Regions from separate parts of the Homo sapiens genome. Here region 2 is linked to region 1. A link is a loop called in an ENCODE intact Hi-C map of the cell type or tissue named here. Cell type or tissue: CD4-positive, alpha-beta T cell. All regions are shown on one strand. Links, peaks and the distances in the headings refer to the core of each region. The heading gives the core; the rest is flanking DNA. Region 1 has its middle 8.1 kb from the start of LILRA5. Region 2 overlaps LOC105372460 (a long non-coding RNA gene).

Region 1 (2,919 bases), core at 154-2,653:
ATCAGCTGATTGAAGTATTCAACAAATATGCAGAAAGTTTCCTAGTGTGGACAAGACTTATTTGATTATGAGGAAATTTAATAAGTGCTGTGAAGTAACATAGATCTGTATTCACAGATGTGCAATAAATTAAGTAAAAATCAATAAAGACATAAAATGAGAAAAAAACCTATCTACAATAAAACCATCAATCTCAAATCATTGGATGGAGAGAAATATACATATACAGAATACTCTCTGAGAATAACTAGAATAAGGAGATATGTGGCCGGGTGCAGTGGCTCACACCTGTAATCCCAGCACTTTGGGAGGTCGAGGTGGGTGGATCACTTGAGGTCAGGAGTTCAAGACCAGCCTGACCAACATGGTGAAACCCCGTCTCTACTAAAAATACAAAATTAGCCGGAAATGGTGGTGCATGCCTGTAATCCCAGCTACTCAAGAGGCTGAGGCAGGAGAATCGCTTGAGCCTGGGAGGCGGAGGTTGCAGTGAGCAGAGATCACGCCACTGTACAGGAAGTTTCAAACCCAGGAGAGGTTATCTTTCAAGTACTCAGTGTTGTGGTTTCTCCTGCCAGGGTGACAACCTGATGATTATGGAAATCTAATCAGAAAACTGCTATCTTGCTTTTATTCCTACCTCCACAGGATGAAAACAGTTAATGGTAGAGACAAAATATGTCCAGAGTAGACAGGAGTCACAGAAAAAGTGAATTCTGATACGTTCTTTCCCAGGAAGTTACTGGTACAGAAGTTTAGAACTGAGATACCTTTTGGAAACAAGGATGGCATTCTGCCTTTGATGGATGGAAGAGTACTATCCCAGATTTAGATAGAGTTTGCTAAAGGCGTCTATCTTAGAGTGGCTGAGCCATCTCCACTTCAAGCTATGACTTTCTGTGAATTACCCACCCACTTGTCCTTCACAATAAGAGCTTACCCACCCACTTGTCCTACAGAATAAGAGGGACCTTTTAGTCTGCTCTTCTGATTGCGGACCTGATTCCACAGGTGCCTGGGGCATCTTTGCAATCCCTAGGAATCAGCACCATGGACAGGGGCAAGGAATAGGGTCCACTCCTCTCTCCACTTCAGCTGGACCTCTTGTTCGTTTTCTTTCTTTCTTTCTTTCTTTCTTTCTTTCTTTCTTTCTTTCTTTCTTTCTTTCTTTCTTTCTTTCTTTTCTCTCTTTCTCTCTTTTTCTTTCTTTTCTCTCTCTCCTCTTCTTTTCTTTCTTTCTTTCTTTCTCTTTCTTTCTCTCCTTCTTCCCTTCTTTCTTTCTTTCTTTCTTTCTTTCTCTTCCTTCCTTCCAACTTTTATTTCAGACACAGGGAGTACAAGTACAAATTTCTTACATGGGAATATTGCTTGATGCTGAGGTTTGGAGTACGGATCACATCCCCCAACTAGTGAGCATAATACCCAATAAGTAGTTTTTAACCCTCTTCCACCCTCTAGTAATCCACAGTGTCTATTTTTCCTATCCTTATGCTCATCTTTTTCTTTACACATTTCACCTCATACTGACCACCCAGCAGGAACAAAATACCTCAATGCTGCTTGGAAAATAAGGCTCCCTCCCTTCATCTCTACCTTTCTTCCCAGGCTCTCTGGAAACAACCTCTTCTGTAAAGACTTCAAGGGCAGAAGAATAAGCTGAGAAACTCAGCCCAGAGCTGCCGGAGACTGTGACTCCTGTAGTCTGTGAGGACCTTGTTGCTCAGCCAACATGAAGTGAGTCCATGAGGGTGAGGAGCTGCAGATCCCACAGACTGTTTGGGGCAGGGACAGAAGGAGTAGGTGGGGTTGTGGTGCCTCTTGCTCTGTTCCTCAGCTTCATCTCTTTTGCTCAAAGGTTGGCCCCCTACCTTTTCAAATCTTCTCATTCCACTCACCCAGCACCTTCTGTGACCCCCGAGTAGGGTAAGGCATGGAGAGTGAGAATGACCCCCACTTTCATGAATTTCTTCATCCCTTTCTGAGATGGGATTGCCCTATGACTGGTCCCTGCTGTTTTTCCTTCCTTCTATCCCAGGCCGGGGCTCTCCTAGCACAGGGATGCATGCTAAGGTTTAGAATCTTAACGGATGTGGTGCTTGGAGCTCCTGTACTGAGACCAAAATCTTTAGGGGTCACTGGGGTGTGACAATAGGGGTAAGGAGGAACTATGTGGACCACAGCACTAGTAGGTCCCCCTGTGGGCTGAAGTCAGAGGGCTTGGAGTAAACTTGGCCTGAGAGAGTAAGGCCATGTCTTTCAATCGATGGTTTTGGGGAGGCACAAGTGACCGGTCCTTGGACAGACAGAAGGTACCCAACCAGATCTCTGAGTAGCACTGCAAGGTCAAGTTCTCTCCCGAGGACACTAAGGGCCCTGGCTCAGACAAATGGAGGGTTTCTTGTACATTTCTAGGAAATATGAAGGTTGCAGTGTGTACAAAGCAGCCCCTTCCCACATGTCCTGGACCCCGAACTGAGGGACTGGCCTCCTCTCTCTCAGCTCCTGTTAGACTCTTGGTGTGGGTCTTTGTAATCTCCAGGCCTCTCACTCTCCTTTTCTAAGTTGCTCTCCTTGGACCACTGCCTCATCGCATCCTCTACTCTAGGACCCTCTCCCTGGACCCTCAACCCAGGGATGACCCTGGTCCCAGGACCCTGAGCATATAATCAAGACAGGGGGCTAGGCCAGGCGCAGTGGCTCACCCCTGTAATCCCAGCACTTTGGGAGGCCGAGGTGGGCAGATCACGAGGTCAGGAGATCGAGACTATCCTGGCCAACATGGTGAAACCCAGTCACTACAGGCCAGGTGCGGTGGCTCACACCTTTAATCCCAGCACTTTGGGAGGCTGTGGCGGGCAGATCACGAGGTCAGGAGATCGAGACTATCCTGGCCAACATGGTGAAACCCTGTCACTACTA
Region 2 (2,919 bases), core at 101-2,600, 210 kb after region 1:
AGAGATGAATCAGGGTCCTAGGTGAGAATTCACCACCATCCAAGACCTAAATGGGTGTGTGTAGACTCTGAAGTCCAAGAAGTTCTGCCGACCGACGTCTGCACAAACCACTCTCAGCAAAACAACCACTAGAGTAATCCAGGGTTTCAGAAAGAGTTGGTCTTTTCCAATCTAGCGGAGAATATCTTCTCCCAGTGAGAGAGGGACACACACACACACACACACACACACATACACACACAGTATTGGCTCTGTTTTCTCTGAAGTGTGTGGCCTTTTTTTTTTTAAGGTGTTGTAGATTACTTGGAACTAAATAGAGGTGATGGTTGAAGAAGATTATGAATGCACCAAATTCCACTGATTTGTACACTTTTACATAGTTAATGGTTAGTTTTATGTTTGCGTACTTTATTACAATAAAAAGTAATGATATAGTATTTGTAGAGCAAGTAGCAAAGTCCCAATATGAGTAGAATCTTATCATGCTCATAATTTATACACACAGTGCATTGAAATAAGACACTATTTTCGGACAGGCGCGGTGGCTCATGCCTGTAATCCCAGCACTTTGGGAGGCTGAAGCGGGAGGATCACAAGGTTAGGAGTTTGAGACAAGCCTGACTAACATGGTGAAACTCTGTCTTCACTAAAAATACAAAAATTAGCCGGGCATGGTGGCGTGAGCCTGTAATCCCATCTACTCAGGAGGCTGAGGCAGGAAAATCACTTGAACCAGGGAGGCGGAGGTTGCAGTGAGCCGAGATCATGCCATTGCACTCCAGCCTGCGTGACAGAGTGAGACTCCATCTCAAAAAAAAAAAACAAAACAAAACACTATTTTCTATTACCAAGGCAAGGCCAGAGTGATTCCCTTTTTGCTTCCTCTCTGCCCACGATGGTGTACAGTAGAAAAAAAAATGGCCTTATCCAGATGTCAAGATTCCATAGTTCATATGAACATCATCTACACCTTGAGCTTCTCCACCTCTTGCTAAATTCTGACTCCTATTCCAAATGTTCCCAATATATCTGGCCCTATATCTAGACACCATTCCTATTTCCCCTGTCTGGATGCAGTCCAAGGAGAGTGGTTCTTGCGGTTACTGTTTACAGTACTGACTGGGATGCTGGCGCCTGTCTGTAGTTTCAGCACCATGGCCAGCGTCCAGGAAGCCACACAGCTTTCTCCATTGTCGTCTCTTAGTTGATCATTTGCATATGCTGAGTCCCTATCTTGGGACTCTGAAATAGAGTCTTCCTGGAAAAATCTAATCAGTAACTTTTTTTTCAGGGCAATATTCAGGCATTAGGGTAAATTGGAAAAAGAGGATGCCAGTTGTTAAGGCGATGTTTTTGGAAAAAAAATAACCCTTACATTCCATGGATTCTGCAAGCAAGTAGAATGGCCTGTTGTGGGGTCGGGGGTGGGGGAGGGGGAGGGACAGCATTAGGAGATATACCTAGTGTAAATGACGAGTTAATGGGTGCAGCACACCAACATGGCACATGTATACATATGTAACAAACCTGCACATTGTGCACATGTACACTAGACCTTAAAGTATATACATTAAAAAAAAGCTCAGAATGTGGGCTCCCACACTCATCAGGACAACTAGAATAATCCAGGGTGTCAGAAAGAGTTGGTTCTCTCCAATCTAGCTGAGAATATCTCTTCCCGGACTTTCAAGATACCAGCTATTGGGTAATGGCCAAACGACAACAGGCTTTAAATCACACCAAACTGCTTTCAAAACCTGAATCTGACCTTGCTATCTTTATGTGCTTGGGAGAGTCACATTACCTGTCTAAGACTCACTTTGCTTTTCCATAAAATGGCACTAATAATGCTGTCTGCTTTGTAAGCATGTTTGGAAGACGGATGATCGGGGATTATTATATTCTGCCTCTCTGTTTAGCTAGGAGGGAAGGCTCCGGAGCCAGGAAGGCTGGGATATGATCATTGCTTTGTCTCTGAAAACTATGAGATTTAGGAAAATTACCCACTTGACTCAATTTTGTCATTTATAAAATGAGGGCAATGCCAGTACCTACCTTATATAGAGTTTTGGTGGAGAACACATAGTTACTGCATGTGACGTGCAAAGTAAACTCTGAACATGTTGTTAGACTCACTCAATAATGTGGGCTATTGTGATCACTACTATAATGTTACTCTAAAAACGATGATAATATTATCATAGTTTTGTGGCTACACAGAGCCTGATAAACTTTGCTCAGTAATAATACCTGTTTTTATGAATCATTGTTAACATTTTCTTGAAGGTCCTTGGACATCTGACATATTCCCTGATTTACTTTCCAAAGTTCTGGGCTCCCCATCTCAAGCTTACAGACTTAGCCTGGACGGATGCCGGCATTTGTTTTTTTCAAATATTTACTCAGCAACATCTCCTGGGACTCGGGACTCTGATGTGCCACATCCTGTATAGGAAACAGGTGATGTGGAAATGAGTCAGACTCAGCTCCTGCCCCTGACAGACTCTGACAGAGAAATCTGCAATGCACTGATAAGACTCTGCTACCAGAAGCTTAGGCGCTGCTGAAACGCAAAAGAGATACCAATTTATCTTTTCCTAAGGAGTGAAGGAAAGCCCCTTGGCCATGAAAACCCCTCAGATGGTACCAAAAATATAGACAATTGATCCAGAGAGGAAAAGAGGGGAAGGAAAGAGTAGAGAGCATCCTCAAATGAGAGAGCAGTGTATTCGGAAGCATCAGTAGCTATGAGAAGCTACAGGCTCAAACAAGGGGAAAGATTTAGGAGGAGAATTATTCTCAATTGCTGGAGTGAGGGGTTGAGCCAAATAGGTTAAATTAAAATTTTCATTGTTGACCATGGAAGGGCTGCGCACTGGGGCAATAGGAGAAACCTCCAGGAGTGTTCAGGGAAAGAAA

Evidence for each region. A loop is a pair of places that touch in the nucleus more often than their neighbours do. Peaks named below come from ENCODE experiments on the same cell type or tissue, not always from the same donor. Only the 100,000 strongest peaks of a DNase experiment are listed, where the experiment ranks them.
Region 2: it touches region 1 in a loop (2.8-fold over the local background); 1 of 110 quality-filtered maps calls a loop at or near these places.

What each region holds. Positions count from the first base shown.
Region 1 is chr19:54,303,630-54,306,548 of GRCh38, forward strand. No RefSeq gene overlaps it. Among named protein-coding and RNA genes, the nearest start is that of LILRA5, 8.1 kb to the right of the region's middle. RefSeq lists a silencer at 922-1,122. In CD4-positive, alpha-beta T cell, for the core only: no CTCF peak of the experiment used is centred there; no DNase peak of the experiment used is centred there.
Region 2 is chr19:54,516,544-54,519,462 of GRCh38, forward strand. The region is part of intron 2 of LOC105372460 (a long non-coding RNA gene); the gene reads right to left. Among named protein-coding and RNA genes, the nearest start is that of LAIR2, 15 kb to the left of the region's middle. RefSeq lists a silencer at 869-1,069. In CD4-positive, alpha-beta T cell, for the core only: no CTCF peak of the experiment used is centred there; a DNase peak (open chromatin) is centred at 1,148.